Regions from separate parts of the Homo sapiens genome. Here regions 1, 2, 4, 5, 6 and 7 are each linked to region 3. A link is a contact called in ENCODE Hi-C data. All regions are on one chromosome and are shown on one strand. Each heading gives the region's core, a stretch centred on a gene start or an enhancer-like site at or near the end of the contact. The rest is flanking DNA. Distances are from core to core; before and after follow the strand shown.

Evidence for each region. Hi-C counts contacts between places; a loop is a spot of excess contacts on that map. Pooled maps may share reads with other maps.
Region 1: a loop to region 3 is called in a pooled map, with 20 times the contacts of the local background. The contact joins two enhancer-like sites. A Hi-C loop is called at or near these places in 6 of 37 single-sample maps with no recorded cell type and 4 of 50 pooled maps.
Region 2: a loop to region 3 is called in a map with no recorded cell type, with 5 times the contacts of the local background. The contact joins two enhancer-like sites. A Hi-C loop is called at or near these places in 3 of 37 single-sample maps with no recorded cell type and 2 of 50 pooled maps.
Region 4: a pooled map shows a loop between it and region 3 (7-fold over the local background). The contact joins two enhancer-like sites. A Hi-C loop is called at or near these places in 2 of 37 single-sample maps with no recorded cell type and 4 of 50 pooled maps.
Region 5: a pooled map shows a loop between it and region 3 (5-fold over the local background). The contact joins the promoter of ARID1B here to the enhancer-like site in region 3. A Hi-C loop is called at or near these places in 3 of 37 single-sample maps with no recorded cell type and 3 of 50 pooled maps.
Region 6: a pooled map shows a loop between it and region 3 (5-fold over the local background). The contact joins two enhancer-like sites. A Hi-C loop is called at or near these places in 1 of 168 maps with a recorded cell type or tissue (GM12878), 23 of 37 single-sample maps with no recorded cell type and 4 of 50 pooled maps.
Region 7: a loop to region 3 is called in a pooled map, with 14 times the contacts of the local background. The contact joins two enhancer-like sites. A Hi-C loop is called at or near these places in 8 of 37 single-sample maps with no recorded cell type and 4 of 50 pooled maps.

Annotation. Positions count from the first base shown.
Region 1 is chr6:156,395,706-156,398,567 of GRCh38, reverse strand. No RefSeq gene overlaps it. Among named protein-coding and RNA genes, the nearest start is that of SNORD28B, 18 kb to the right of the region's middle. RefSeq lists enhancers at 1,003-1,532, 1,533-2,063 and a silencer at 2,345-2,394. Within about 2 kb of position 1,612, at least 6 of the 41 ENCODE cell types and tissues checked have a DNase peak (open chromatin) inside an H3K27ac peak, as active enhancers do.
Region 2 is chr6:156,851,000-156,853,856 of GRCh38, reverse strand. All of the region lies in intron 2 of ARID1B (AT-rich interaction domain 1B), which reads right to left. Among named protein-coding and RNA genes, the nearest start is that of MIR4466, 73 kb to the right of the region's middle. RefSeq lists enhancers at 81-776, 777-1,474. Within about 2 kb of position 1,521, at least 3 of the 41 ENCODE cell types and tissues checked have a DNase peak (open chromatin) inside an H3K27ac peak, as active enhancers do.
Region 3 is chr6:155,350,514-155,353,311 of GRCh38, reverse strand. No RefSeq gene overlaps it. Among named protein-coding and RNA genes, the nearest start is that of TFB1M, 37 kb to the right of the region's middle. Within about 2 kb of position 1,513, at least 2 of the 41 ENCODE cell types and tissues checked have a DNase peak (open chromatin) inside an H3K27ac peak, as active enhancers do.
Region 4 is chr6:156,751,472-156,754,290 of GRCh38, reverse strand. No RefSeq gene overlaps it. Among named protein-coding and RNA genes, the nearest start is that of ARID1B, 24 kb to the left of the region's middle. RefSeq lists enhancers at 1,163-1,262, 1,453-1,522. Within about 2 kb of position 1,375, at least 7 of the 41 ENCODE cell types and tissues checked have a DNase peak (open chromatin) inside an H3K27ac peak, as active enhancers do.
Region 5 is chr6:156,776,077-156,778,943 of GRCh38, reverse strand. ARID1B (AT-rich interaction domain 1B) reads right to left here and starts at 1,566. Exons shown (of 20, transcript NM_001374828.1): 1 at 1-1,566. The coding sequence starts at 1,263. It overlaps LOC115308161 (a long non-coding RNA gene), which reads left to right and starts at 426. Exons shown (of 2, transcript NR_163974.1): 1 at 426-698; 2 at 1,513-2,584. RefSeq lists silencers at 313-542, 793-862, 933-1,082, 1,233-1,472, 1,493-1,842 and 1 more and an enhancer at 1-349.
Region 6 is chr6:156,687,449-156,690,148 of GRCh38, reverse strand. No RefSeq gene overlaps it. Among named protein-coding and RNA genes, the nearest start is that of ARID1B, 89 kb to the left of the region's middle. RefSeq lists a silencer at 2,624-2,700 and an enhancer at 2,287-2,700. Within about 2 kb of position 1,333, at least 8 of the 41 ENCODE cell types and tissues checked have a DNase peak (open chromatin) inside an H3K27ac peak, as active enhancers do.
Region 7 is chr6:154,248,386-154,251,085 of GRCh38, reverse strand. All of the region lies in intron 3 of IPCEF1 (interaction protein for cytohesin exchange factors 1), which reads left to right. Among named protein-coding and RNA genes, the nearest start is that of IPCEF1, 110 kb to the left of the region's middle. Within about 2 kb of position 1,450, at least 5 of the 41 ENCODE cell types and tissues checked have a DNase peak (open chromatin) inside an H3K27ac peak, as active enhancers do.

The sequences.
Region 1 (2,862 bases), core at 363-2,862, 1.0 Mb before region 3:
AGGTCACCTGCCCAAGACCACACAGCTTCTGAGAGCAAGAACCAGAACTTGAATTCAGGTGGTTGTGTCAGAAGGTGCGAGAATTAGGATTCAAACCTAAATATACTTAATGCAAAGCCCATGCTGGTACCATTGCAACTCCCTGTGGCCATGGGCACTTGCAGGGCAGAGGCAGCCATGCCAGCCAAGGATCGTGTGACTTGTGTTTCTTTACACACACTTCATGGATGTAACAAAAGTATGGTAGTCACACTGTGCTTCTGTCAATTGAATAAGGTGATTCTGAGGCACAGTCATGGAGGATTTGCCTGTATGAGTGTGCATTTGTGTACATATGTGTGTGCGTGCTTCCTTTTCCTGCAGTACTTCAACTGGACAGGATTGCATGCTCCAGAACTTTCTTTCAATATTCCCTTCACTTAGGGAATCTTTGCCCCATTCAGATAACAGACTGCAATCTGGGAAAATACTTCATGCCGCAGCATTAACACCAAAGAATGTATCAAAGGCTTCTCTTTTCTAGAATGGCACACTAACATCTTTTATTAGGTGCAGATGTTTTCTGCGCTTTAAACAAAATGAGCGACTACGTGTAGAAATTCAGCCTCCTTGACAGGGAGTTGGAGGTCTCCTCAGGTGCATTGTGTATGTATGTATGGTGGGACTGAGTGAGGGGGGCTCAGAAAGGATTTTTTTTTTGGGAAAGAGAGAGACGCTTCTTTGCTTCTGAAACTGTCAAACAGACCCAGGTTTCTCGTTCCACCTACATTGTGATCCCCAGGCCTCATCCTTCCTCCCTCTGGGCTAGCAGGAAGATTTAAGGAGGGGCATGGATCTGGGGGAGACGTAGCCGGAGGAAAGTGGGTCAGTAGGCTGAGAGGCAGGGGACGCATCTCGATTCCATTTCCTGGATTGTGCCCTTTGTCAGACTTGCCTACAGACAGAGGGCCTGTGTGTTCCAATTTTGCAGAATTACCTTCCCTGGTTGGAACCCAATCCCCCAACCTCAAGCTCTGCAGACATCTTCCCTGATCAATGTCCTGTCCTCTTTTCTCTGTCAAGTTGTTCCTCCTTCCCGAGCTCTATTGTGATTTGGGGCACCTGAGGAATTAACTATTTCTCTCGTGTCTTTGCCTAACCACAGGTGAATGTCTCGACCCGCTTTTAAGCTGGCTCCGCCCTCTGGACGCGTTCTTTTAAAGGTGGGAGCTCCGACGGAGGGCCCTGATTCCGGCCTCGCTACCAGCTGGGCTGTGTGGGGGAGCGAGGCCTAATAACCCAGGGGGCGCTGGGCGGGAACGGCGTGGATCCCTCGGCCTCGCACACCTGGCTCCTAGTCCTCTCGGCCGGGCCGGTGATCCTCTGGTCGGGGGTGGGGGTGGGGGGGGCTTGCGGCAGCTCACACCTGAGGCCGTTACAAAAGGCCTGCAGCTTAACTCGCTGCAGCTCGGGGGGATGGATTGCCTACTAACTGCAGGCGCCGTGGTGCGCCGAGAAAACAGCGAAAACTGGGCCAGCGGAGGCGGGTGGGCCTCCTTGGAGGAGCGCACCTGGGGTGCGGGAGCGCCTCCTGGCAGCCTTGGCCTCGCCTCCCACGCGTGGACGCGCAGGGCCCAGGACACCGCAGCCGCCTACTCCTTTCTGCAGCCCCGGGGTCTGAAGGTAGTTACGAAGGAAATCTTTTGTAAAATGTTCCTTTTTCCTCCTCTACATTTTCTTTCTCTGTCCCTCAGTAATCCCGGTTCAGGGGTTAGCGTCCCTCACTAATCCCTGGATTTAAAAAACATTCTCCTTTTACACCCAAGCTTCAATTGGTAGAACAGAGAGACAACTGACGTCGCTTTTGTTTTGCCAGCTTTTGTTTCCGGTGCATCAGAAACTTTTTGCACCTGAGACATTATGAGATTGTGCCCCAGCCGGTTTCTAAATTATTTCTAGGTGAAAAAATTTTGCAACCTACCTTTGCAGTAAGAATTCCCCCTACCCCTCCTTTAGAGAAAGTACTTGACAGTGAATAACATCCTATATTTATAGACCAATGATTGCTACATTTCATACCGTGTAGGTTTCCTTCTGAAACCTCAATCACATTTGGTTACTGTGGTAGGGGTTTAAATGTAGCAACTAATGGGCTGTGGCAGCAGGCATTTCCCTACCTCTCCTTTTATTGAACCTTTAAGTGGCAACTGTGCTTCTCTGGGTAAGAGCAAGGCTTTGAGATTGCGTTCCATGGGTTAGCTCGGTTCTTTAGCGAAGATTCAGAGATCCTGAATTGCATCAAGAGATGCATTTGTCGGTCTGGGTTTCAGATAAAAGCATGAAATCTCACTGACTTGCTGAACATTGTGGTTTTGAATCGGGGCTTTGGAGATGAAGCTGTGAAACCTCCCAAACCAAAGTTCCTAACAGAAATCACCAGCTGTGATTTACATATTGGCTTTGCCACAAAGTTTTAGTTCGACTCTGTTTCTGTTGTTATGGTGTCTTATGAATATTTTCTGATATTTAACCCAAAGCCCTCTTGCTGTTTCCAAACTGGTTACCTGAGATAACTGAGGCACTTGTGCTGCTGTTTGGACGGGATTACTTCATGTACTTAAAGGCTGGCCATACTGCAGACTAAATACATCTGGTATCACCCTCTACTAAGTTTTTAAAAAGTCTTTGCTGAATGAAATGCAAAAAGAAAATGCAAACAATGCTTGGGCTTTCCTTTTCTTTTCCAGGCTCTCTTTACAACTCTTGCAAAGATGTCAAGACATATTTCAGTATTCCACCAGCGAGGTTACAGTTTTATTAGTGATGGCCTTGGTTCACACCATAAATGTGAATTTACCATTTTCTGTTGGCTTGACTGACCTG
Region 2 (2,857 bases), core at 272-2,771, 1.5 Mb before region 3:
GCTGAGGTGGGAGGATCACTTGAACACAGGAGTCCTAGGCTGCAGTGAGCCGTGGTCGTGCCACTGTACTCCAGTCCGGGCAACAGAACAAGGCCTTATCTTAAAACAAAACTAAAAACAAAACGTATGGAGGCAGGTAATACTATGAGACCCATCTGACAGATGCAGAAGCCATCTCTTCGAGGTTAGGGCTGAGCCTCAGAGCTCAAAGACAAATAGGAAAGAGTACTGTGCCATAAAGGTGAGACCACAGAGAACAAGAGAAGCTGTGCTGGCAGATGGAGGAATCAGAGTCAGACATTTCTACACCTTGCCCCCTCTTCCACCACAAAAAGCACACGTGGGAGGAGAAAAAAGCACCTGTCCTGCAGCCTCCAGCTACTGCTCCTACAGGGTGACCCAGGTTAAGCCACTGCCTCCCTGGAAAGGAAGCTTGGGCCTCAAACTGACCACCCTAGAGGACTGGGTCTACCATTAGGATCCATTTTCATGCCCGCGGTGGGAAAATACTCATCCTCAGGACAACTCTAGGGCTCTGAATAAAAACACACAATAAGATTGTTTTAAAGAATATATCCAAATATTTCAAATTCATTTTTACATAGACTTTCATCTAGTCTCACAACACATTTCAATACAGGCATACTTAAGTACTATAATCCCAATGTGTTAAGTAAGATTTAAAGCACAGAGTTAAACCTAGAATTCTTAAGTCCTAATTCCTAATCCAGTCCTTAAGCACTGTAAGATTTTAAAGTACCACCCTATACCATGGTCTTAGTAATTCCACCAGTCAAACCGATCACTGTATGTGCAAATGATGCATGTAGCACATTCCTTAAGGAAGCACAAAGCTTCCAGCCATTATCCCTATCAGCATTATAACAGGCTACTCCACTTCACAGCAAGCTCACCAAGACATGAGGGAAGCTTTGGGTTTTCAAACCTGTTTGTTTAGTAAACCTTTTGCTCTCCCAATTAAGTGAAGGAGGAAGAAATATTAAGTTATAAAACAAAACTAAACATGAAACGAGAGGCTCCTACTTTCAGAGTAAGTAAGATAGCTGTAGCTGGGGTCGCTAATATCTGAAAGGTCTAAAATAGCATAGAGTTCACAGGCACGGGAAAATATAATACAAGTCATTAGCTATTAATAGAGCCAGAGAGCCCACTGTTGTAATTAAATCATAGTTTAATCCTCTGTATAATCCTCTGAGTTAGTCTTGACATGCTTCCTTGTGGTTAGTTTTGGAAAAACATCTGCTAATGGTAAAATTGGGGGCTCAGAGGGGGAAAAATTACATCCTTCTGGTTGGAATAGTCATATGAGTAAGTCAATGAAAACACTGAATTAATGAAGGTCCAAATCACTGGCTCTTAATTTTTTTTTTTTTTTAAGAGACAGGGAAACAGAGTCTTCTTGCTCTGTTGCCCAGGCTGGAGTGCAGTTGCCTCATCACAGCTCACTGTAACCTCAAACTCCTGAGCTCAAAGGGTCCTCCCACTTCAACCGCTCAAGCTTGAGACTACAGGTGCACATCACCACGCCCTGCTAATTTTAAAAATTTTTTCTGTACAGGGAGGTTTCGTTATGCTGCCCAGGCTGGTCTCAAACTTCTGGCCTCAGGCAATCCTCCCACCTCGGCCTCCCAGTGTGCTAGGATTACAGGTGTGAGCCACTGCGCCCGGCCTCAAATTTTTTTTTTTAAGTCAAAAGAGACTTAAACACAGAAACAAACTAAATTTGTGAAGGCTATTACAATTGAACAAAATATTCTGATTCGAAGTCCCTATATGCTCTTGCGAGAGGTAAAGAATAGAAATATAACTTTACCCAGTTAGGAAGGAAATATGTAAGTAACAAGTATTTGTACTGAAAGCATCCCTTTTCTAGACCAGCCTTGCGCTGAGATAACAATATCTCCATAATACCTTTAAAGAATGAGAGGCTGATTCAAGCCACAGTCCACAGGGATCAATTTACTGCCAGTCAATTTGCTAAAGACCATTTAGCTAGCTATATTCAAGCCTAGAATCTTTTAAAAAGCCAAATCAGCTCTGAGTATGTGCTGGGCTTTTTCATTATGTTAGTCTTCTACGTGAAGCACTCGACCAATAAATATTCAAATAAATTAACTGTGCCAGTAAAAAGTTTACTGTACTTAGTCATTTGAATGCAGAAATAGTAATTTTAACAATCTGTGCACAATTCCATGTTACGTTGGGCAGGCCCAGTTCAAACCCACTCCTGACACCCTACAGCTATAAATTATTTCTGGAGCTTGAAAGTGAAAGACAGGCCAGGTCTGAAATAGCACAACAGTTGGACAGTTCCAGCTTCAAGAAGACAAACCCTGTAATAACCTAGATCCAGAGGCTTCAGAAGGAGTCTAACTCACTGTCCAAAAGTGGGGGGAAATCCCTTCCAGAAAACATTCTTCTTTTTAAAAACGTACTCTTCATTGTTATTTCCTAAATATACAATTAAACATTGGAGTGTCAAAAGCAAAGCAGAAAATAGAGAATGCTAAATAAATAACCCGGAACAAGTTGAACCCTTCACGACTGAATGGTCTTGGAGAACAAATAGGGTATCTTCCTCCTCGAAGTCTTAAGATCTGGGTCCCCTTTCTAGAAGCAGCCCCTAGTGCTTGCAGGGGGGCTCTGGCACACACAGAGAGAGGCCAAGGTAACTGAGTCTTTCCCTAGTTAAGTCTCCTCCTTGGGGACATTTTCTTCATGTAAATTAGCAGTGTTCAAAGAGCCAGACCTGGCTCATTCCCCCACGGTAATAAATAATATAACCACACAGAACATTCAAAAACACTGCCCAATGCTGTTAATAAATACGGGACAA
Region 3 (2,798 bases), core at 264-2,763:
AGGCAGGATCGTTTCCTGACTGCAGTGTGAAGAACTGGAACTGAGACTGAGCCCCTTCATGATTTTCGGTGGGACAGAGACTTAAAAACCTGTCACAAAGGCTTGGACAGGTAAATATCCCAACAGTTCCCTGTGTGGAAAGAATATCTCCCAGGCTGGGGCAGAGAAGTACTAGCACCAAGACTGGGCCCCTTCAAAATCTGTGAAGACAGAGGCCAGTAAGTCTGTCTCAGTAACTCAAATGGGTGAGTCTCCCTCTGCATCCTGTGTGAGCAATACTAAGCTGGGAACACAGCTGAAAGGGACTAGAGCCAAGTTGCAGGATAACTTTCAAGTCTACTACTGAAACTGATGTCAGCAAGCAGATGAGCCTTTCTGCTGAGGCAATAGTGTGCATGATTCCTCCTGGACCCTTTGGAAAATTGTTTTGTTTGTAGGTTCAAGGCAAGCCTTTAGGGAATGGGGCTGGTTTGAGGTTTGAACTCAGAAGCACAGTCAGCCAGTCTGACACCTAGGTGCAGGTCTGCACTCTCAAAACCACTATCCTAGGTCTTGGGCTCCACCAGGTTTCACAGCCTTCTACCTGAATCTCAGAGACCCAGAAGGAGACTTTTTTCTGTGGATGGGATTCTTACTGAGGGAAGATAAGAGCAAGTGACCCCCAATCCTCTAACTGGCTAACATCACTCCATCCAGAAATAACTTTTTAGTGATCAGGGTCCCTTTGAGGTGAAGCCCTTTAAGCTTAATGAGACCTAAAAGAAAAAGTGATCAGGAGATGACCATTTAAAAAACTACTTCAAATAGAATGCAGTTAGGCTGAAATGAACCAGAAACACTGATTCACTGACCTTCCTGAAATGTAAAACACTTTCTGGAACCAAGTGGATCTTTCTCATTGATTTTTCTAAAGCTCCTTAGGGCATCTTTAGTGCCACATAAAAAGTACTTGCCAAAGGAACCATGTAGTTTGTACTAGAAGCTCTTAAGTGAAGAGTTAATTCTCAAAATAGATTTTGGTTATCTCAGATCGCCACAAGATCAAGTGAAGAATCCCACAGATCTGGCTGGGTGCGGTGTCTCATGCCTATAATACCAGCACTCTGAGAGGCCGAGGCAGGCAGATAACCTGAGGTCGGGAGTTCAAGACCAGCCTGACCAACATGGAGAAACCCCATCTCTATTAAAAATACAAAATTAGCTGGGCGTGGTGGTGCATGACTATAATCTCAGCTACTTAGGAGGCTGAGGCAGGAGAATGACTTGAGCCCAGGAGGCGGAGGTTGTGGTGAGCCGAGATCACGCCATTGCACTCCAACCTGGGCAACAAGAGTGAAACTCCATCTCAAAAAAAAAAAGAAAAAGAAAAAGAAAGAAAGAAAGAAAAAGAAAAGGAAAGGAAAGAATCCCACAGATCTCACAATCTTTTTTCTGTCAAATTTTAGTCATTCACTCATTCATTCAGCTAATGTAGCACATATTAACTGAGGCTCCAGTTAACTTGTTAGGCAATACTTATGCCTTCATGAGTGCTCTATCACTTTTTAAAATTGAAACAGAAATAAGTAGATATAAGTAGATTAGAACATGTATCCATTCATCCACATTATCCATGCTGAGACACTTTAAAGCCAAAATTGGGTTTTTTAAATTTTATTATTTATTTATTTATTTTGCCTACGTGGTCATGTCTGATACCTGTTTGGGTAATGATTAGAACATAGTGACAGATGTAGAAATATGACTCAAAACTAAACTGGGGCAGCTTTCCCAAAAAAGTAACTGAAGACTGTGTTCAAGCCTTGCATATACATAGACACCTGCTATATTTGCATAGCCCAGGCTTGCAGGAAACTCTAATCAATCATTTTCTGTGTGTAGAATTATTCAACCAGAAAACCATTACTTATTTCACCAGAAAAATTTTGTTTTTTCATTGCTGCTAGATTAGTTACATCCCATCTCCCCACTTCCCTCTCTTCATCAGCAAACAAAGTTTATACCAAATTATATGGATCAATGTCTCAGCCTATAAGAAATTTTGGTTTATTTTTAAATTTTCAAAAAGGTGGATTCTTTCATTTCTTTTGTTAATGTGCAATAAAAATTCTATCTTCTCTTACATATTTCTTTAATTATATTTATTGAGTGTTCTTCACTGGGCCAGGTGCTAGAAAATTTGTAAACAAAAGGAGAGAAATATTGATTAAATAATCATTAAAAAGTAAGCAATTACAAATCATGATGACTGATAAGAAGGAAAAGTAGAAGTTGCTACCTGGAAAGATAAAAAGGGGGAACCTGATAGAGTTGTGGGATTGGGGGGGTTGTGGGTCAATAAAGAAGCAATGATTGAGCTGAGATTTTAATAAATAGACATTAACTTAGAGGAAGTTCAGAGAGGGGGATCAAGAGAGAGATGAGAACGTTGCAGGCAAGGAAAAATAAAGTATGTGCCAAGGCCCTGAGGCAGGAGGGAGACTGCGCGTTGAAGGACTGAAAGGTTTAAGAGAATATAGGAAATACCTGAGAAAATGGCCAACTAGAAGTAGCTAGTGTGCACTGCTCTCACAGAAAGGAATGGAAGGGGTGCATAAATACAGCATTTTCAACTGATACATCCAGGTAAATGCATTGGGTCTAATCAAAGAAACAATTCAACCCACAGAGAATCGAGAAAAGCAAGGCAGGTTGATAGCCCACCCAGGAGTAACACAGAGCCAGGGGAACCTCCTCTACCCAGGGAGGTGGTGAGTGAATGTGTGACCCCAGGAACCCATGCTTCCCTCATGGATCTT
Region 4 (2,819 bases), core at 126-2,625, 1.4 Mb before region 3:
TGGCTCACACCTATAATCCCAGCACTTTGGGAGGTCAAGACAGGCGGATCACTTGAGGTCAGGAGTTTGGGAGCAGCCTGGCCAACACAGTGAAACCCATCTCTACTAAAAATGCAAAAATTAGCTTTGTGTGGTGGTGCATGCCTGTGGTCCCAGCTACTTGGGAGGCTGAGGCAGGAGAATCACTTGAACCTGTGAAGCAGAGATTGCAGTGAGCTGAGATCACACCACTGCACTCCAGCCTAGGTGACAGAGCAATATTTTGTCTCAAAAAATAAAAATAAATAAAAATTTTTTAAAATCTTTTTGAGTCAAGGTCTCACTCTTACCCAGGCTAGAATGCAGTAGTACAATCACAGCTCACTGCAGCCTCAAACTGCTGGGCTAAAGGGTTCCTCCCACCTCAGCCTACCAAATAGCTGAGACTGCAGGTACATGCCGCCATCCCCGGCTAATTTTGTAAAATTTTTTTGTAGAGACATACGATCTCACTGTGTTTTGCAGCCTGGATTTAAACTTCTGGCCTCAAGCAATCCTCTTGCTTCAGCCTCCCTCGTTGCTGGGATTACAGGTGTGAGCCCCTGCACCTAGTTCAGCAAACATGACTCGTAAAACAAAAAAAGCTGAGTTTGGCCCAAGTTTTGTGGGATCTAAAGCTTTAATAGTTTGGCGGGGGAGTGGGGGGGGGTGCTTTTTAAAGAAAGGAATACCAAATTATTAATAAATACTTAGGTACAAAAGTTTAGATTTACTGAGAATAAAAATAAAAATCACGACAATTTAAGTTGTAGTTAAGTGCCTCAAAACATCACAAAATCCGGGACTAAAATACAAGCTTCAATTATTTTATTATAACCAATCCCTTTCTTTTTTATACATTTTATTCCTTACATTTTTTGGCTATATATTCTTTGATCACCTCTTAATGTGACAATAATTTCTAAGTATCATCTTCTATTTTAAAAAAGTAGAGAGATAAGTCTGTCTTGTAAGGATAGATTAGTCTTCTAACACAGTAGGTCAATATTTGTGGTTTGTTGGTTTGTTTGTTTTTAGAGATGCGATCTTACTATATTGCCTAGGCTAGAATGCAGTGGCTAGTCACAGGTGTGACTGTGGCACACTACAGCCCCCAACTCCTGGTGTCAAATGATCCTCTTTGCCTCAGCTCCCGAAGTAGCAAAATTTATTTGTTTTTAATCAGTCATAGTTGAGAAAAGTTTATTTTAGCTTCACAATTTGTTATTGGTAGTCGAGGGGAATCCTCAGACATAACTTCAGCCCTTTGATCTCACAGTCACAGCAAGCTGGTCAAGGTCGACTGGGTTTTACCACACCCAGTATCCCTGCCACCCTCGGCCTTGCCAGGGCTGTTGTCAGGGGCAGAGCGTGTGCCAAAGGGACCATGAAGCCCGGTCACATGGCCCTGGGGCTGGGAGTAGAGCCGTGTCGCAGAATGTTTTCCTTGGGGAAGAGGCTGATGTCCTAAGGTTCAAGTTGTCACTGGGGCCTGGTACCCAACCCCCATGCTGCAGCTCCAGGACTACCACTAGGGTGAGCAGAGTGACCTCCAGGCTGGCAGAGCTGCCTTCCTCTAACTCTCCTGGGGCTACTTCTTCTTCCCGGACCTTGGAAGTGTCTTTGCAGACTAGGGAGCTGAAACTGAAATATCAGCTCCAAGGTAAATCAGACTTTTGCAGGGAATATGGAAAACAACTTTCATAACAGCAGCAATAATAGTAACAATGGTTAGAGGAACAACTGTTTCCCGCTCATATGTCCATAGAGAGGAGAAAAGGTCTACTCTAATCTCCTCAAGTGATAATATGAGAACACTGTGCACTTCTTTCTGCCTCCTCAACCATTCTTCCACCAGGCAGGAGGACTGCAAAGTTTAGAAGAAAGGCCTCAACGTGCTTGGCTCAGCCCCTACTGTTTTCTCTCCTTCAGAGCTGCATCTCCCAGAGAAGCTGCATTCTTGTCTGCGTGGTCTGTGCAAACAGCCTTATTGGGGACACTTGTTGTTGTCCCACTCTGCCATCAGGCATGAAGCCCATTTAATTCAGGAATACAGTATCAGCAAGCTCATCTGTCCACAGATCTAAAATCTCTCTCTGCAATCAGACCTACCTGAAATAAAGCTAACATTGTATTTTGATTTTCAACTCTCATTCTTGCCTGTTTCCACCCTTATTTCTCCATATGAATTCTAATTTCAAGACAGGAAGATAAGTTCTGTATATGAGATACCCTACAACTCTAATAATAAAGGCTAATTTAGAGAGATTTTCAAAAACTGGTAAAACTAACAAATTAGAGAACAATAACATGGGGAGAGAGAAAATGGAGCTACTGTTGAGCTTTAGCTTTTTTAAAAATTAAGCATGACATACTCAAAATTTAAGGGTAACTTCTAAAAGGAATAAAATACGTGTCTTTCAAAACACTGGAGGAGGAAAAAAAGGCAACAAACTCAAGAAATGCAGTAGAGAGCAGGAAAAAGTAAAAACCCAAATAATAAGAAAAAATATGGTAACTAGAAAACATAAAATAAGATGATAGAAATAAATCCAATATAAGGAATCCTCATAAATGTAAACATGAAACCACCTGTTACAAATCAGAGATTATCTGAATTGAAATACAAATTTTATCTATGTTTTATGCTCTCATGTTCTTCAGAAACATAAAATACAATGATTCTTAAAATTTGAAGTAAACTTATTGAAAAATATTTCAGGTAAGTACTAAACAAATAAAGGTAATGAAACAATACCAATTATATGAAATAGAATTTAAGGCAATAATGTTAGGTATAA
Region 5 (2,867 bases), core at 317-2,816, 1.4 Mb before region 3:
AGCTCCCGCTCCTGCTCCTCCTGCTCCTGCTCCTCCTCCTCCTCCTCCTCCTCCGCTGCCTCCTCCTCCTCCGCCGCCGCCGCCGCCGCCGCCGCCCGCGCCGGGCCGGCTGTAGCCCGGATAATGGTTGCACTGGCTGTTGGGGTACCCTTCGTGGGAGTTCTGCAGGGGGTCCATGCTGCCGGGGGCCCCGGCGGCGGCGGCGGAGGCGGAGTGCATCATCCCCATCCCGGGGCTTTGTTGTCCGCCATGTTGATCAAAGCAAGGCCCAGCGCGGCCGCCGGGGCCGCCGCTCGCAGGGGCAGCGCTGCCATAGTAATTATTAAACTCCGGGACGGCCGCCGGGCCGCCGCCGCCCCCGGGCACGGCGACCGGCGGCTGCTGCGTGCCCAGGGCGCCCAAGCCCGGGTGCTCGTAGCGGCCGCCCGCCGGCTCCCCCATCTTGGGCGGCGCGTCGTCCTCGTCGCCCGGCTTGCTCAGCAGCGGCGGGCCCGGGGGGTCGGCCTGGCCGCCCGCAGCACTGTCCTTGGCGCCTCCATGTTGCGGCTGCTCCATGTCGGGGCCGGGCTGAGGCGCGCCGCCGCCCGCGCCGCCCAAGCTGTTGTTGTTGGAAATGGGATGTTGCTGTTGCTGCTGCTGCTGCTGCTGCTGTTGCTGCTGCTGCTGCTGCTGCTGGAACTGGTTTAGCTGCTGCTGTAGTGCGTGGTGGTGGTGGAGGTGGTGGGCATGGTGGTGGTGGTGGTGGGCATGGTGGTGGTGGTGGTGCTGCTGGTGGGGCGGCGCGGCGGGGGCTTCGCCAACGGTTTTCAGTTTGTGGTTGGGGAGCAGCCCCGTCTCCATGGCCGAGCCCGGGCCCGACGAGGAGGAAGAGGATGCCGCCGCTGCCGCCGCGGAGGAGGAGGAGGAGGAGGACAGCGCGGCGGCGCTTCCACCCTCCTTGAGAGCCGCCTCGGAGCCGCCGCTCTTGGCGCTGTGGGTGCCGGCGGCGGCCGCGGCGCCCGCGTTATGGGCCATGTTGAGTTCGTGACGGGGGAGCAGGGGGTGGTGGTGCACACTGTTCAGGCCGCCGCCGCCGTCGCCGCCGCCCCCCAGCATGGGTCCCGGTGCCGCCGCCGCCGCCGCCGCGCCGCGCGCCCCCGCCTCCAGGTCCCGGGCTCCGGGCGCCGGCCGCGGCCCGGGGGGCGCCCGCCGTTCGCCGCTGCCTGCCCGCGCCCGCGCCCGCGCCGCCGCCGCCGCCGCCGCCGCTGCTGCCCGCGCGGCCATGATCGCCGCGGCGTGGCGAGGCCGGGCGGGGGGCGGGGGGAGACAATAACCCCCACTTTTCAGGCCGCGGCCCCTCCTGTGCGCATCCACGCGGCCCGCCGGGAAGCCGCGACCCCCTCCCCCTCCGCAGGCCCCGCCGGAGCGCCGGGCCGGGCACGCCTTACGCTCTGGGCCTGCTCCTGCTGTGTGCTTTCATGGTGAAAGTTTTTAGTTCAGGTTTAAATGAAACTTTTCTCTTTTCCTCTCTAGCCCGGATATGGGTAAATACACGACTAGCTGAGCCTATCGGGCCCAGCATGGCTTGAGAGGCAGCGGGCGAGCTCGAGCAACTATTATCCACTTCGCTCGCATTACTCCCGCGCACTCGCAAAACGCGGACTGGACTCGTCCCCGGGCCGCCGCCGCCCGCCCCGGCGCAGCCTCGCGGGACCCAGCCGGGCTTGGGCTAAGGCTGGGGCCGGGGCCGGGGCCGGGGCGGCTCGGCGGCCGCTCGGAGCGCGGCGGCGTGGGGCGGCCGGAACCTGCACTTTCCCCCCGGGCCGCTGTCTCCTTGCCAACCGGGCGTTCGCATGTTTGTTTTCACGTCTAAAAGGAACGATACAAAGGTGGAAAACGAGTCTGACGAGCAGACAAAAGAGGGAGAAGGGCTGGGAAACAAAGTTGTCTATTGGCCTCAGAGGTTACAAGGAGCCGACGGAGAAAGAAAATATTTAGGCAATCTGCAAAAGCACGGTCTCTCCCAGGAGTTATGTAATTTTCAGAACGTTCGCCTCTGCCTTGATTTCGGGCCATCGGCGTAATTCCCACAACTTCTTCCAACTGCAAAATTAGGAAAGATTTGAAATGAAGGTTAGCCCCGGTCAGAGAGCCCTATGGCCTGTACCCAGTAGGTACTCAATAAATGCTTATGACTGACTGCACCCGCCCCAAAGAGAATGTTTACATAACTCTTTTTGAAGGCACCTTAAACACGTATGTAGGTTTGTCAGTGTATTTCCAAAGGAATATGTCCACGTATTCCCAAAGGAGCATTTTTCTTACATGCACTTGGATGTCCTCTGTGGAGTATGTACAGTGGTGTTTTCTGCGCCAACTTTCACATGAACATTTAACTCTTGGTGCCAGAACAGCGACAGCTATGGGTTAGCTCGTATCTTCATAAATCTATATGACACCTTTCATCATGTTTCAGAGCTTCGTGTGCACAGTTAACCCTCTCGATATACATTCATTTCAAAGAGATGTGGAACGAAACTAAAATATTATAGACATTATATTTAATAAATATAACTTCAATAATAATATAAAACAGTCAACTCTAGTCCTAATGTAGAAATGTTCCATACTTTGTTCTCTTAAAAATTGGTGTCTATTAACATTTTATAATGTTTTTAATATTTGCATTGTTATTAATGTTTTCAATATGTGCATTGTCCCCTAGTAACATTTTAAAAAGCAAGACTTCTTAACCTTAGGCAATGACCCACTTGTACTAGTGTGGACTCAGTTTTCATTGAGAGAAAGCATTTAAAACCTGGCAGAAACAATACTTACGGTTTTGGTAGAGTATAGTTTTCCAAAATTATTTCATTCTTCAGCTTTCC
Region 6 (2,700 bases), core at 84-2,583, 1.3 Mb before region 3:
TGCTAACACCTAGATTTTCAGGGGAATAGATGGCAAACTGGAGCAGGTAGGTCACTTTCTCAAGGTCACGAAACTAGTAAGTAGCTGTGTCAGTCAGGGTGACTTAAACTGAGCTTTGATAACAAAGAGCTCCCAAATCTTAGTGGCTTACAATATCAAAGATTTATTCCTCCCTCCTGCTAAATGTCTACCAAGGTCTCTGGAGGCTTCTTCCTCAATCTAGGACCTCGGCAGACACTACCAGGACACTGCTGGTTGTCATGCAAGTGGAAAAGGAGAAGACCGCAAAGTGCTCAATGCTGGCACATGTTACTTCTGTTTATTTTGTTGGCCAGAGGCTGTCACATGGTACCTGTAACTTCAGAGGGCCAAGGAAGTACACTCTTATTATCTCAAAGGGAGAGGAGGAATTTTTGCAGACAGCTCTAATGACCACCACAGTGGTAAAGGAAGGATCCCAGAAGAAAGGCATTTTCTAAAGCCTATGCTCTTTGCTCCTATGAGAGCTTCCACTCACGGAGCCCTGGGCGCCTCGTGGGGTCTGAGCACTAAGCGTTTTACAGATATCATTTCTGGTCTTCATAGCCACTTGTTAGGTAGATGCTAATATTCCCTTCATTTCGAGATCAGGTTGCTGAGGCCCAGACAGGTCTTGAAGTAGCTTGAGCCAGATGGTACAGAGAGTACCAAATAGCACGTGTGCAGGCCTCTGATTAGTATGACTCGGGAGGCTCTCTTCTTTCCTTCTTTGCCTTGAGGATTTCCAATGCCACAGACATCATTTCAGTTTCACAACAGAAAACTCACATACATTTTCACAAGATTAAAACTTTGCTTAATCTTGTGTTCATTTATTGTTTTATTAATTGCTCATTGTAAAAATTCAGGTAATACAGGCATGAAGGAGAAAGCGAAAAATCACTAACAATCAAAACATCAAGAGAGAGCCGCTGCTAACATTTTAAGTATGTCCCTCCAGATCTGCTCATCTGTAACTTGTTTCTTCACATAACAATAGGTTGTGAACATCCTTCCAATAAATACACTGCAGTTTTAATGACTGCATAATACTCTATTGAGTGACTGTGCTACAATTTAAAATTCCTTGATGATCCACATTTATCTTCTGTTTAATCTCTCCCTCTTCTCTTGTTAATTCTGAGTTCCAGCTCTTTCTTAACAGTGATGTCTAAAATCTCCTGTGTCTTATGATACAGGATAAGACACAGGTCTCTTATGATAAGAGACCTTATGCTTTCGCATTGTTATGGTCAAAGATCTTTAATCAAAACACTAGTTCCTCTTTGTTACCTCTTTTCTTTCTCCCTCTTTCATAAAGAGCCCCCACAAATGGTATTAAATGTTTTGTTCTGGGAGTTTCAGGCCAGGGATTTTCCTTGACATTTCTTTTTTGTTTCATGTACTTTTTCTGAAATTCCCCAATAAACTGTCCTGTTTTTCTTTTTACTTTTGTTTTTGTATATCCACATTGCTTATTTTATTATATATTTGCATGCCCATATTCCAGAACCACTGAACAGCATGTTTTGTGCTTTTCCTGGCTGTTACCTGTGTGGCAAGGTATTCAGTGGCTTCCTGGCTTCCTTTTCTATGCCCCCTGAGTAACCCCCTATGCAGATTCATCACTTTCCTACTCATTGTAGGTTCCCTGCTTTGCTCATGTTGTTCCCTCAACCTGGAGTGGCCTTTACTGTCATCTAGAGTTGGTCTTCAGAATCCAGCTCAAATGCCTGGCCTTTCACAAAGCACCGTCTGACCCTTTAACTGTTCTTTCCTCTGTGCTTGGTAGCATTTTACTATCACCTCCAATATATACTCAGGAGTCATCTACTGAGCACCTATGGTGTACCCTGGAGGGCTGGGGCAGAACAGACAACAATCAGCCTTGGTATCCACCCTCTAGGAGTCCGGGGAAATAGGAAAACAGAACTGGAACCCAGTGTAGTCCAGGCTGAAATGGAGGTCAGCAGAGACGCCAAGATAATGACAGGGCCACGCCAGCGCTCGCTGGCTTTTCTTTAACGCACGTTTTCCCTTAGTAAAAATCAAGATCCTGAGGGAGAAGTGATCCTTTTTAATTCGCCTTTTCGGGACTTTGTGGCAGCGCTTAACGCGCCTTATGCTTAATGGCACACGTCGGGGGGCTCCCGGGAGATGACGGGTGGGCGGACCCCAGGCGCAGGTCCAGTCCCATTACCCACATTTCCCGGAGCCCAGTCTACTTTTCACATCTTTCATTCCCCCTGAAATAGATGCACATTCGCCTCCAGATTTAGAATAGGAGCAATGAGTATTTCACGAAAGCCTGGAAAATATGACTTTTCCAGAAATGGCTTAAGTCGGTCATAGATCTTCAGGCTCCTGGCAACTGCGGGACGGGGGTGTGCCCTAATTGCATCCATTTCCTCCCAGGCCTGATTGGGAATCTTGCACCGGCATCGCGAGCCCCGCTCTTCGGCCTCCAGGAGCGAGTGAGGGACGCGGGAGAGGGGCTTTTCTTCGGCGTGCGCGTCCCCCTGCCGCCGGCTTCTCCAGCTCCTCGCCGGGCCGCGCTGCCGCCCAAACTCCGCGGCGCCGCCCGCTCCGCGCCCGGCTCCGGCCCAGGTTTTGCGGCCCGCCCGCCGCCGCGCTCGCCGAGCCGGAGGCTGGCGCCGCCGAGGCCGCCGCGGCCGGGGCGTG
Region 7 (2,700 bases), core at 201-2,700, 1.1 Mb after region 3:
CTTTAGAATCTCCTTTAAAAAGTTGAGTCTATTTTTCTGGGAAGGATAAAAAACGTTTGTGGAGATGTCAGGGGTTTCTGGAAGAACATCCCTAACAGCTCTATCAGTGCTGTGCCGATCTGGTATGGCTCTAAAATAGTCAGGAATTTCTGTGGCTTGGTTGTTAAAATATTGGTAATTTGAAACTGTCAATGATGTGAGGGTTTCTACCACAGAAATTGACAAAAGCCACCAGTTAGGGCTCCTGCAACCAGAGAGCCCATTTTACCAGCATATCACTGTATAGTTTTTGCTAAAGATTAGGATCACTATGAAGTCTGATGTAATGACAGAGCATCTTACTGTGAATTTTAATACATCTTGGGGTAAATTTTGCCTGCAAGGTTTAACAACTACTATATGGATTATAAGTCAATATAACAGTTACCCGTAACCTGGGCGTTAGCCCCAACATTCAATATCAAAGGAGTTTCCTTTGTATATTTTCTACTGGGTCTTTTGTATATTTCCATGTGTTTTTGAGTGATTCGTGGCCAAATGAAGTTTTTGAACCATCTTTTAAAAAGTTAAAGAAAAATACACTTCTTCAATGAAAAAGAAATACATATTTTCAAAGAAAAATTTCCCCTCAACTTTAGAAGTAAGTTAGGGCAAAATCAGATTTTTAGAATAATTTTTTAGTTTTACCTATAACATTCAAACTGGAAGAAAATAGAATGAGAAAATATCTTACTAGGCTCTGAATATTTATGATGATAGCAAGTTATAATTTCCCCTATTGAAAAACCATCTCATAAAATGCTCAACTGGTTGCTTGCTTTTTTTTTTTTTTTACTTACCTAGCGAAAAACCACATGCAAGATCATTTTGAAACGGACTAGTTCACGGGTTCCACTTCCTGTTGTGAGGAGTAAAATCTATCTTAGATGCAATAAAGTTCTCAAAGATTGTTTTCACTGTCTCATATAAACCAATTTAGGTTTCAAATTCATGTATGTTAGGTGAAACTGAAACTCCCTGAATTTGTTATTTCTATAATATGCAGTCTGTTTCTGGTCAGGGAAAACAGTTTTAACAGTTAATAATTTGCTTTAAGAGAATTATTGTCAGAACAGGGTTGACTCAATGACTCAATAACTAAGCTCCCTCCCCCACTTAAAAACAAACAAAAAAAAAGCCTTTCTTTGAGTTGGGTGCCTGTTCTGCTTGAGGTATTGTTCTCATCCCATCCTAGGCATAAGAACGTGGTGTAGACCAAGGGTTGGTCTTGGGCAGAATTGAGACAAAGCTCACATTTTGGGGCTTTCCCTGGAAGTAGCCCTAAGGTGGAGCCGGAGGGCTCCAGTCCCACTGGGTGCTCACAAGGAATGGGTGGAGGATACTCACTGGTACCCAGCTGGGAGCGATGGAAGGAGCATCACTTCCTCTCTGCCTTGGCTGATCCCATCGCTGCCCTCCAGGGACTTTCCTCTCATTTGTTCATCTGAAGGCTGCTCTTCTTGTTTGAACTAATGTAATTTCATCTTGTTCATTGGAGGCCTGAGCACTCTAGGAATGACTGTTAACAACGCCCTTTTCTCCCTATTCCCCTGGTTCTTGGTTTGTCTCAAGTGCTTGCTAGGGACTCCTGGACCCCAGATTTCCCAAATCTTACCCAGCATCTACATTCACGAATTCTCTTCTTTGTCTTTAGTCCTGGCTCTCAGCTAAAATTTAGCCACTCAAATAATATACATATTTGGGCAAAAATATTTTGCCAATAGGTACTAGTTGGGTTTTACTGATCTCAGAGAATTGGCATATCAAAAAAAGGTCCCAGGAGATGATTTGAGGGAATGATAGGAACTTTAGAACACAAGACAGGTCAGTGTGGGAGATATTTGTGAAGTGAGGCTGAGACTAGGTCCTTTTCATGATAACTTGCCTGGATTTTAGTAACATGCCATGATTATAACATGTCTATCTTTGCTTAAAATTTAAGGTAATTACTGCCATCTTTATGGATGATTAATTTTGGGGGGGATAAATTTTACTCTAACATTGGTCAGATGAAATGTCAGTGCAATATTTCTTGGGATCTATATTTCCCAGGAAATATAATTTAAACACTTTAGCTTCGTTGTAATTGCTGAAGGATACATAAATCATACTTATAAAAATTATGATTTTTTTCTGTTTATTAGATATAAAGTATTTGTTTATCTCAACGATATAATATTATATTACACATACTCATATAAAGGGATGTTGTTTAGTTCTCAGAGGATTTTCACAAATAAATCTTGTAAAATCTTTATAAGACCTATAGGATTAGAATTATTATCAATATCTTCATTTTATAAATGAAGAAGCAGATTCAGAGAGTGCTATTTTCTTGGGCACCACAGCTACTAATTATAATAGCCAGGAATTGGTTCCAGGCCTCTGGATTTAAAGACCTTCTCCTCTTTTCACTATGTCATATCCCTTCTTCAAACATACAGTAGAACCATATACAATAGCTATCAGATCAATAGTTAGATATGTAGACTATAAGCCAGGAACCTCTAGAAAACATTATAAAATGCTGTACTAAGATTACATACCAAATTTTGGAACTGCTTTTCATTTTCACACGTTTTTTCCCCTGAGTTCTCTACCTGTTAACGGAAAAGGTTGTCTTTCAAATTTAAATCAGTTCAGCTTAGATATTTGTAAAGA